Regions from separate parts of the Homo sapiens genome. Here region 2 is linked to region 1. Evidence: chromatin loops called from intact Hi-C (ENCODE). Cell type or tissue: IMR-90. All regions are shown on one strand. Links, peaks and the distances in the headings refer to the core of each region. The heading gives the core; the rest is flanking DNA.

Region 1 (5,387 bases), core at 181-5,180:
ATTAAGTGAATTGAAATGCCATTACCAAAAGAAGGAATAGAAAAACAGTAGGTTTCAGATGGGAAGATAATGAGTTTTAATTTGATGGGCCTTTGATATACACAACTGGAATTGCCCAGTAAGAAATTAAACATAAAAATTTGGAGCTCCAGGGAAATTCTGAACTGGAAATAAGGATGTTTAACGCATCACTGTAACTGGCACTGTGGAAACGGTATACAGAATAAGAAAAGGAGAAGTTAGGCTTCAGCTAGACTATGCAATAAGAACAAATCTTAAAATCTCAGCAGAAGAACTCAATGGAATTTTGTTTCTCACTCATAGCACAGTCCAGTGCAAGTCATGCAGCCACGTCTGTCCTTAGCTTTGCCAGCGGGAGCACGTGCCTTCCAAGTTCAACATGGCTGGGGAAGACATTTGTTACTTACTTCCACTCACCTTCCTTGGGCAAATTAGTCCAATGGCTCCAATCCAAATGCAAGGGAGACTGTGAAATATAGTCCCCCTGTGTGTCCAGGAAGGGAAAATGGTGCAGCAAACAATGCCAATGTGTCTGTCACAAGGGCCAAAGGCAGATCCTTATAAACTTAGCCAATGACAGGATAGAAGTGTAGACAAGGTGTGCCCACCTGGACTGCTTATGAGTTCATGCCACAATTTTAATAGCTTGTAGTGGAAACAAAAGTGAAAATAATTGTCCTCAAATACCCATACCTAATAACCACTTAGACTTGGCTCCTGGTCTAAATCTGCCCTTCACCTGAAATATCCATTCAGTCTCTTATGTATCCATGTCCCTATCACATCTGGATCTCTGTCAAGTTTCCTCTGGCTCTAGCATTCGTTATACCTCAGGAATGCAATTGTCACACAAAACTGAAACTGAGCTCTTCAAATAACCCTTCTTCACACCTTTGAACAACTGTGGACTCTTCTGTGATTTCTGTGAGGGTTTTCTGCAATCTGGATGTAGAAGAATGTGGTGCAATAGGTCATTCTGAGTGACGATCTATTTCCATATGCATGCCCGTATCTCATTCAGCACATACATTATTTTAAATAATGAAGATGGGGACAAAACTAATTCTAGTTCCATTTATTCATATTAATTTTTACTGGATGGCAACTATACGCAGGTACTTTTTAAGACAATGATGATGCAGTGGTAAACTGGGAGCTAGGTTTTCTAGTGGGGAGATGTGTAATATAATGTCAGGTCATGATGAATACTGTATAGAAAAGTAAAGCAAAACAAGGAAAGAGTTTTGAGGACTATTGGTACTGTTTTAGATAGATGGCCAGGCACCTCTATGAGAAGATGATATCGGTACAGGTCTGCATGAAGCAAGAAGTGAGCTATGCAAAGATCTGTGGCGAGAGCATACCAGCTGGAGGGATCAGATAGGGCAAAGGCCCTGAGGTAGAATCAAGCTTGGCAAGAAAGCCAGTGTGACTGGTGACAGAGAGTGGCAGGCTGTGAGACTAGAGAGGCTGATGAGGCAGGGCCATGTAGGTTTGGGAAAGGAGTTCAAATTTTGGTCCAGGTGTGATGGGAATTTATCAAGCAGGGAAGTGAAGTGATCTTATTTACATGTTAAAAAATCACTGTGGTATGGGTGGAGAATTGACTTTAATGGGCAAAGGTGGATGCAGGCAAAGTAGGAGATCGATTGGGAGGCTGTAGCAGGAATCCAGGCAGGCACCCGCCCATTCCAAGTAACATAAAGGAGAAAAAGCCCAGAGCCTGCTGGGAAGGACCCTGTGTCCCGAGGCCCGTGGTCCCCAACATTTATAATGTGCTGAGATAACTCCTCTAAGTGGGTTGTGTTCACAAAGTTGGGTGGGAGTCCTGGGGAGGAGGAAGCACCCCAATGCACCTGTGATTCAGGAAAGGTGTCATAAAGAATGGACACCAGGTTGCCTGGCCGACAAGCATGGGAATGACATTCTGGGATGAGAAGATAGAAAGTTGTTATTACAGAAAGAGCTTATTTCTTTGTACTTTTTCAAACTTGATTTTTTTTTTTTGCAGCTTAAAGGAAGAAAAAATCATCATAGTAAAAGAATTTGAGAAGATAACAAAGCCAGGAGTAAGTCTTAGATGATATAGAGTTTCTTAAATACAGCTGGATTCAATCATCCCTTTTTATAAATATTAATGTTTATCACAACCACCATAGCCTGAAACATTTTAAAGACTCTAAAGTCTTAACTGTGAATGATGCTGAAAAGACTAGCTACATAACTTCTGGAGTAAATATAAGTGATGCCTATTATAGACTTTAGCAACTTGGCATCTAATTTAGGCTGTATTTAGTTGGACAATATCTGCTTTGTTTTCAGAAGAAAAAAAAGATTCTGTGGTTGACACTAAAAATATTATTTTGCTATAGCTATCACCCTCATAGCTCTCTGAACATCTCAAGTTATTACAACAAATTTTTACAAAGAAAATGTATCACTTATCTATTCCTGCCTAACAAATCATCCCAGAACTTAGTGGCTTAAAACAACAACCATTTCATTTTTTCACAGTTCCGAATATTCTGGTCTGAGCTGGCCGAATTGGGGCTGGGTAATCTAGGATAGCTCCATTCATATACCAGCCATTTGGTAGGCTACTTGGTCTAAGGTCACATGTCACTAGTTGGTCACATGATGGTGGAAGGGTTTCCAGACTCAATAAAGAGCAAACTCCAATATGTAAGACCTTTTTGGGCCTCTGCTAAAATCATTTTTGGTAATACCCCATTGGCCAATGCAAGTATTATAACATGGGCAAGTCTAGAATCAAGTTGGCCCTACCTCTTAATGGGAAGAAGGATCAAGACAATGCAAAGGGACATGCATACCCTGCAGATAGGAGGAATTCGTGGCCACTTTTTACAATCTATTATAGAACGTAAATAGAATGGTCACCATACTTTGCACTCCTTCCACCTTCTGATAATCCAAAAGTGTGTTGGTGGTGGTTTAATTCCAAGGCCAGCTCACAATAAAACCTGTTTAGCATAGAGTAAAATACTATTAATTCAAATAAGTATGCCAAACCATCATTTACAATACAGATTTTATGGGAGAAACATTTTGAATTTTCATTCAGATCCTAGGATCACCAATGATGCTCTCACCCAGCAGTGGTGGGAGGAGGGAGCTATGCAGAAAGCCCAGGGCAGGCTAAATAGACCCAGCACTTCGTCATTAGTAAGAGTAACGTGTAGACCTTCTGAGTGTAAGAAGCCTTCTCTCCCATAAGTCAAACCCTCCCCAGGTAATCAGACATGAGACAAAGATCTTTGATGATTCTGGGGTAGATGGTATTTGGGGAGGATGTGCATGAGCTAGAGAAGTAATATCAATAAGAAAGTGGGGGATTAAGGAGTGCAAAGTGTTGGGTATCCAAATATGAACACCTTTGTCTTTAGTTCCCATGTGACTCAGGTTAACCATAAGTCAGATATTCAAAGATTATTGGCATCTGATTTTGTCAGATCACAAAGCTACTAGAAAACAGACTGTACATTTTTTTTCATGCTTCTTGGTATGAAATAAAAATTGACACATAAAATGAAACGTTTTTAAATGTAGGAGGATAGAAAAGAGCACTAATAAAATAATTCAAATATAATGTTGTGTTTAATTATACATGCAGTATCATTATCATGCCTTTGTTAAAGATGTCAGAAATCATAAGTTGCATTTAGCTTTATGAGAAATCATTTAACCTTGTGAGAAATCATTCATGAACTTCAAAACAAATATAATCAAAATGGTGGGTGAAATTAGTTTTAGTTCAGTTTTTAGGTAGATAAATGTTTGCTCAGACTATATAACCTAATCATCTTCACGACTTTTAAAGGAAATGGAGAAGAAGATGAAAATATTGAGAGAAAGCACTGAAGAATTACGTAAAGAAATAATGCAGAAGAAATTAGAAATTAAAAATTTACGAGAAGATTTGGCATCTAAACAAAAGCAATTATTAAAAGAGCAGAAGGAACTAGAAGAATTGTTGGGACATCAGGTCGTCCTAAAGGTGTGCTACTTACCGTTGATATTTAAACATTGTGCCTTGCATGGATATAAAAGTGTGTGGGTATCAAGAGTAACCAGCAGGTTGGATAAAGAGGGGTATTGTCTCACAAACTGAAATATCTGCATTGCGATTGATCCTATCAAACTAAATCTAGGCTCTGGGAATGCACAAAAGACCTTAGGGTGTTTGGGAGTATCACTCGATAATTCGGAGCCCTCACCCTGCGGAAAAGGTCTCTCCTGACCTCACCAAACATTTCTGGACATTAGAAACAAGTGTCACAAACACAATTGTTTCCTTGAAGAACAACCATGGCCAGGCACAGTGGCTCACACCTGTAATCCCAGCACTTTGTGAGGCCAAGGCGGTGGATCACCTGAGGTTAGGAGTTCGAGACCAGCCTGGCCAACATGGTGAAACCCTGTCTCTACTAAAAATACAAAAATTAGCCGGGTGTGTGATGGTGGATGCCTCTAATCCCAGCTACTTGGGAGGCTGAGGCAGGAGAATTGCTTGAACCCGGGAGGTGGAGATTGCAGTGAGCTGAGATCGCGCCACTGCACTCTAGCCTGGGTGACAGAGTGAGACTCCCTCTCAAAAACAACAACAACAACAAAACGCACACACACACACACCTACACACATACCAAAACAACCAAATGTCCTAACCTCTCACATATATTTGTATTACCTTATCCTTGTCGGAGTGCATTCCACTTCCTCTCAGTAGAAAAGGGATGAGAGGCCTGTATTTATGTTTTAGGAGATAATGAATTAAAATTCATTTTACTTTGAAAAATGTATAAATGACTCTCAAAACAGTTTTAATAACCTAGAGTTGTTTTAAAAACAACATCTGAAACTCATTGGCTTAGGGGATAATGGTGATACACTTTGACCTGTTTTTCTATAACAGTCCTAGAGCAGACAGCCAAGATGTGCCCAGCTACTGTCCAGAACATAGGACCCTAGCAGAGATGGATTTAACAGGAACCCAGTGAAGCTTAAGCTTCAGGCCCCTCACTTGCATGAACCTCTTCCAAGATGCTGCACCTAAGTTAGCATTTGTAATTGTTTACTCTTTCTGTTAACGAGGGCCCCCAAGATTGTACAAGTTTCAGCCCCACAAAATTTGATCTGCCCCAGGACTGAGCAAGATCCCACAGAGAAATGTCTCGCCCACCACACTGCAGTGACGGATTCAACCTCCCTGCATGTGTGTTACCCCTGGCTCCAAAGTCCAATGACAACCTCGGGCAGGAAGGGGCTTTTCTATAACCCTTGCTGAGTACGTAAGACTCTTGAGACTTCAGCTGAACCTCCCATGAATCCACAGAGCATAGTGGGAGGT
Region 2 (5,387 bases), core at 118-5,117, 290 kb after region 1:
TGATAAGAATTAAGAAAGGAGTCTCAATGATTCATTAGATGTAGGTAGTAAAGAAGAAAAGAGTATAGTGTTATGACTCGCAAAATATCTAGCTTGGTATCTGTCACCCAAGCTAGAGAATACCATTTGGTAGAGTAAGGAGTGAGGGAGGAGAAACAAGTAGAGGAGACCAAACAACATTGTAGGAGGAAGTTTCAGGGGGAGAAGAGGATAAATTTAATTTTCAACATGTTAAAACTGCGGTGCCTCTGAGACATCCAGTAGAAATGTAGAGCTCAAGATTTCTGACAGGACGGAGTTAAAGATGTAGGCATCATAATATAAGCATGTAGGAGATAGTCGACAGCATGGGAGTGAATGAGCTTATTCCAACAAACTTATAGAGTGACCAGCTTTAGGTTGAAGAACATCAGTCTTAAAATAACAGCCAAAAGAAGGATATACTAGTGATTGTTCCTGAGAAGGTGTGGTCAAGGAGGAGGGAGGAGAACCAGAGATGTCAGAAAAGCCAGGGAGAGTTTCAAGAAAGGAGTTATTACCAGAGTCAAATAATGCTGGGAGGACCGGTAAGGTGAGGTTGAGAAAGTACCTATTCCATTTGGCACATAGGAGTGCTTTGGTGACTAGAAAAAACAGTTTGGGTTGGGGTATGGGAAGAAGCTAGATTATAGGGTGAAGGGTGGGTTTAGTGTCTTTCCATTTTTTTTAACATTTTGAAAGTAGATGGTAGGAGCTAGAGGAAGATTGGTTGAAGGAGAGTGTGCCCCTTCCACTGCCTTTTTTTTTTTTTTTTAAAGAGAGAACTAGAGAATATTTTTCTTATTATTTCTTGTCTATGTGTATATCCTCTTTAGCCTGGGAAGATCTTATGTTGCAGTCTTGATAAATATAAAAATTTTAATCATTTGTTTATTCAGTGTTGTAGCTTATAGGTTTAAAAAAACTAATAATAGCTTTATTGAGATATAAGTACCTACCATAAGATTTATTCATTTAAAGTCTATGATTCACTAGTTTTTTATTACATTGATGAAGTTATGCAACAATAACCATAATCAATTTTAGGACATTTTCTTCACTTTCTGTACCCATTAGCAGTCACTCCCCGCCTTCCCATAAGCCCCAGGCAACCACAAATCTACCTTCTGTTTCCATAGATTTAAGTATTCTGGACATTTTATATAAATGGAATCATACAATATGTGGTGTTTTGTGACTGACTCCACCTAACATGATGATTTCAAGTTTCATCCATGTTATAGTATTGATCCGTAGTACTTTTGGCCTTTTTATGGCTGAATAATATTCTATTGTATAGATACCACATTTTGTTTATCCATTCATCGTGTTGATGGGTATTTGAATTGTTTCCACTTTTTGGCTAATGTGAATAATGCAGCTATGAACATTTGTGTACAAGTTTCTGTGTGGACACATTTTCAGGTCTCTTGGGTATATATCTAAGTGTGGAATTGCTCAGTCACGTGGTAACACTATGTTTAACATTTTGCGGAACTGCCAGACTGTTATCCAAAGCTGCTGCACATATTACATTCCAATCAGGAATATATGAGGGTTCCAGTTCCTCTACATCTTCACCGATACTTGTTGCTGTCTTTTTGATTATAGGCATCCTACTGGGTGTGAAGTGGTATCTTCTTGTGGTTAGCTTGTAAGATTTTGTGTGTCTTAATTTGTCTTTCAAAGCTAGAGTGATAGGAAATATTTTCCAGTCCTTGCATTTGAGCTAATCTTAGTGCTTACCCAGTGCCACTGGTTTAGTTATGGTTTTCTTATCCATCCTTTGATGAGTATTCACCTAAACATATTTACATCAACTAACTTCAGAAGTGGAAGTGAACTTTTAAGTAACTCTCCAGACATGGTTCACTGAGACAGTAAACTAAAAATTTACTTTAAGCATTCTCAAGAATGTTTTACTTTATTTACTTTCAAAATATATTAACTTTTTTCCATCAATATTTGATATTTAACTTGGAAAAAGGATTTTTAAAGGATGAAACTGAAAGTAAGACATTAACATTTAGGTGGCTGTAGGTTTTTTGTTCATATGTTAAATACTTCTGTGTTTCTGTAGCACTGAGTTCATTAGATTCATAAATATTTACATTTCTGTCTTCCCCAGACTGAACGCCTCCCAGGCTAGAGACTGGGACTTAATTATCCCTGTATCCCCATTGCTTAATATAGTGCTTGGCATTTAATAGGCACTAATGTCCATTGCATGTGCAGACATTGTAGACAAACTTAATGCTGTAAGACAGATTTATTCTTCAGGTGAATTCTTCAGTGGTCCAAGGGTTTGTCTTCTAGACGATCATGAGAACTGCTTCTTCCCCTCCTACACAGATGTGCTCACATAACTCGTTGTATTTTCAGTATCCACTGAAAAAGAAAATACAAGATAAGAGCTACATTGAATTCAAATATTTTAAATAAATATGATTTTATTAGCTGCAGTTTCTTAAGGTAACTTCTGTATTTGTGCATCCCACACCCAATGGATCATACTTTGTTGACATTGTCTTAGAGTATTAATAAAATGTCTTTTAAACTTTTGGCTTTGGACTTAATAAAATCAAGATATCATGTCATCGGTATCTCTTCAAAAATAGTGAATTTGTGGGTATTTAGAGAGTGATTACAAGTGATATCTGTTGTTCTCTACTTGCCTCTAGTTTCTTTCCTCATCCAGTCCATTCAACACATCATACTCACTTTCAAGTGGCAGCATCTGTAGGCTAATGGAAACCATACTGGTTGTACAATCAGGAGATGTGGGCTGCACTGGAAGCATGGTTTAATTTTTATTATTAAAAATATAAGTTAAAAAAACTCATTGCTCCCTTTGATGACCATTACAATTATTGGAAATTTTAAATGTGTATTTTGAAAGTCAATTCAAAACATATGATCCAAGTGCTGCTCCTTTTTCAAACTGTAATTATGTCTGTCTCTCTTTCCAGAGAGATTTGATTCCCTGATTTTTCCCTTCTCAGCTCCCTCCAATTTTAAATATATATATATAGTTTTTTTTAATAATTAAAAAAAAATACTTCACCTGGAAGTTTTCATCCAATTTTGTAACTTTGGTCCTAGTTGAGAATCACAGGCCTATAGGATAAAGTCTGTACTTCTTAGCCTGGCATTCCAGAACCTTCTTAACATAATGTCACAGTACCTTTCCAGTGTTAAACTTCTATACTCTGGTATGTATCCTCTCTTCTTTTTGAAGGAAGCTATTCCTGGTCCTTGAGCATACCTACTAAATGAATGAAATCTTGCTTATCTGTGGTTGTACTGTTGAACATACTTTTTCCCTCAGAAAGCTTCCCTTTTATTTTATTTTATTTTATTTTTTTGAGACAAAGTCTTGCTTTGTTGCCAGGCTGGAGTGCAGTGGCACCATCTCAGCTCACTGCAACCTCCGCCTCCTGGGTTCAAGCAATTCTGCTGCCTCGGTCTCCTGAGTAGCTGGGATTACGGGCGCCCGTGACCACACACAGCTACTTTTTTTATTTTTAGTAGAGATGGGGTTTCACCATGTTGGCCAGGATGGTCTCCCCTTTTATTTTATAAACCAGTACTTGGAAGATGAGAAAGCTAAAAATTTAAAATGACTTCACCATGTTCACCAAAAACTCAGAAGCAAAAATGTGATTAATTCTCACCTTCTAGAATAAATATTTTAGCACAGTTAATCTTAAAGCACTTTTTCTCCTTTGTAAAGTTTGATCTTTAATATCACAAGAAAAAAAGCCTTTCATTAGATTTGAGTTGAAAACTTGATAAGGTAAATCAGGTGATATGCAATTTCTAAACCACTAGTCTTTTCCAAATATGAGTTGAACTCCTCTTCCAGCATTTTATATTTCCTGTAGTATTTAAGTTTCTTTAGATTCATGCAGTCAAACCTTGACAATTATCTCCTTCCTTCTGAAATCACACAAAAATCTTGTTTGCATTTGTACAGTATTGTAGGGTCTGTAGCTGGCCTATGGCAGATATAAGAAGCAAACAGTAGTTGCTCCCTAAAAGTTTTTTTTGGAGAAAGTGGAGTGTGGACTGTATTAGTCCATTTTCACACTGCTATGAAGAACTGCCCGAGACTGGGTAATTTATAAAGGAAAGAGGTTTAATTGACTCACAGTTCAGCATGGCTGGGGAGGCCTCAGGAAACTTACGATTGTGGTGGAAGGTGAAGGGGAAGCAAGGCACCTTCTTCACAAGGTGGCAGGAAGGAGAATGAACATGGGAGGAACTACCAAACATTTGTAAAACCATCAGATCTTGTGAGAACTCACTATCAGGAGAATAGCATGGGGGATTATAATTACATAGGGATTATAATTCAAGATGAGATTTGGTGGGGACACAAAGCCTAGTCATATCGTGGACCATGATAATCTCAGAGGCTTTGGGAAGTGTGCTAATATCTACATTTCCTGTAATAACTTTTATATCTAATCGGCATTTAAAAAGCTATTTTAACAACATTTGAGTGACTGTCCTGATAGGCTCTGAAGGAATGCAAAGATTTGTCTCTGTCATCCATCCATGGTCTCTGTCATCCATCCATGGTCTCTATCATTTATCCATTCATACAGAAGGTATTTATGGAGATACCTGAGTGCCCACTATGCCCTAGGTACTGTGTTTTTGAATTGACAGTTGAAAACATGGCAGTACTCTGTTCAGGAAGTTTACTAACTGAACAGACCTGTGAGAAGCAGCGGGACTTTTCCTGGGGGCAGTGGGTGGGCTTCAGGGGAATCTTTGAACCCTTTTAAATTATATATAATATTTTTTGTGTGTAAGCCCATTTTAGGGGGAAGAAAGTTCATAGCTCTTAGTTTCTCAAGGAGTTTGGGTCCCTTAGACTAGTGGAAAGATAAGGAGTTTAGGAGCTATACAGTCATTAATTTCTATCCTGGCCCTGCTGTGATTCTGAGCAGATTATCTAGAGAAGTTGGGGCTCTAATACCTACCTGGAAAGAACAAGATAATATATGTAAAGTTTCTAACATAGTATATAGAAGGTAGTCAAAGGAATTTGAGATGACATACTGCTCCAGTGGAAGTATATTCGGAATATAAGCCAGAGAGACAGGAGAGCCTAAATCTGTCTGAATAGATCATGGACAGTTTCCACAAAGATGCTACATTTGAGCTGGTTTTTGAAGGAAGAGTTTGTCAGGTGAACTAGGTGAGTAAAAGGCAACAACACTTTCAAAGACTTGGAGATAAACAGAGATAGAACTGTGGGTTTTAGATGGGAAGAACAGGGTCAGTGTGTATAAAATAAGAAAATCTTATGTACCCAAATAATAGGATTTCCAAAGGAATATCAGCTTAAATGCTATTAT

The links. Peaks named below come from ENCODE experiments on the same cell type or tissue, not always from the same donor. Only the 100,000 strongest peaks of a DNase experiment are listed, where the experiment ranks them.
Region 2: a loop joins it to region 1, with 3 times the contacts of the local background. A loop is called at or near these places in 2 of 110 quality-filtered maps.

What each region holds. Positions count from the first base shown.
Region 1 is chr7:77,252,474-77,257,860 of GRCh38, forward strand. CCDC146 (coiled-coil domain containing 146) reads left to right here. Exons shown (of 19, transcript NM_020879.3): 5 at 2,033-2,090; 6 at 3,860-4,036. LOC102723791 (a long non-coding RNA gene) reads right to left here. Exons shown (of 6, transcript XR_927688.3): 4 at 4,728-4,782; 5 at 2,925-3,002; 6 at 330-404. Among named protein-coding and RNA genes, the nearest start is that of CCDC146-AS1, 6.5 kb to the left of the region's middle. In IMR-90, for the core only: no CTCF peak of the experiment used is centred there; a DNase peak (open chromatin) is centred at 2,118; H3K27ac peaks cover 2,450 bases.
Region 2 is chr7:77,542,568-77,547,954 of GRCh38, forward strand. The region is part of intron 1 of PTPN12 (protein tyrosine phosphatase non-receptor type 12); the gene reads left to right. Among named protein-coding and RNA genes, the nearest start is that of PTPN12, 8.0 kb to the left of the region's middle. In IMR-90, for the core only: no CTCF peak of the experiment used is centred there; no DNase peak of the experiment used is centred there; H3K4me3 peaks cover 278 bases; H3K27ac peaks cover 140 bases.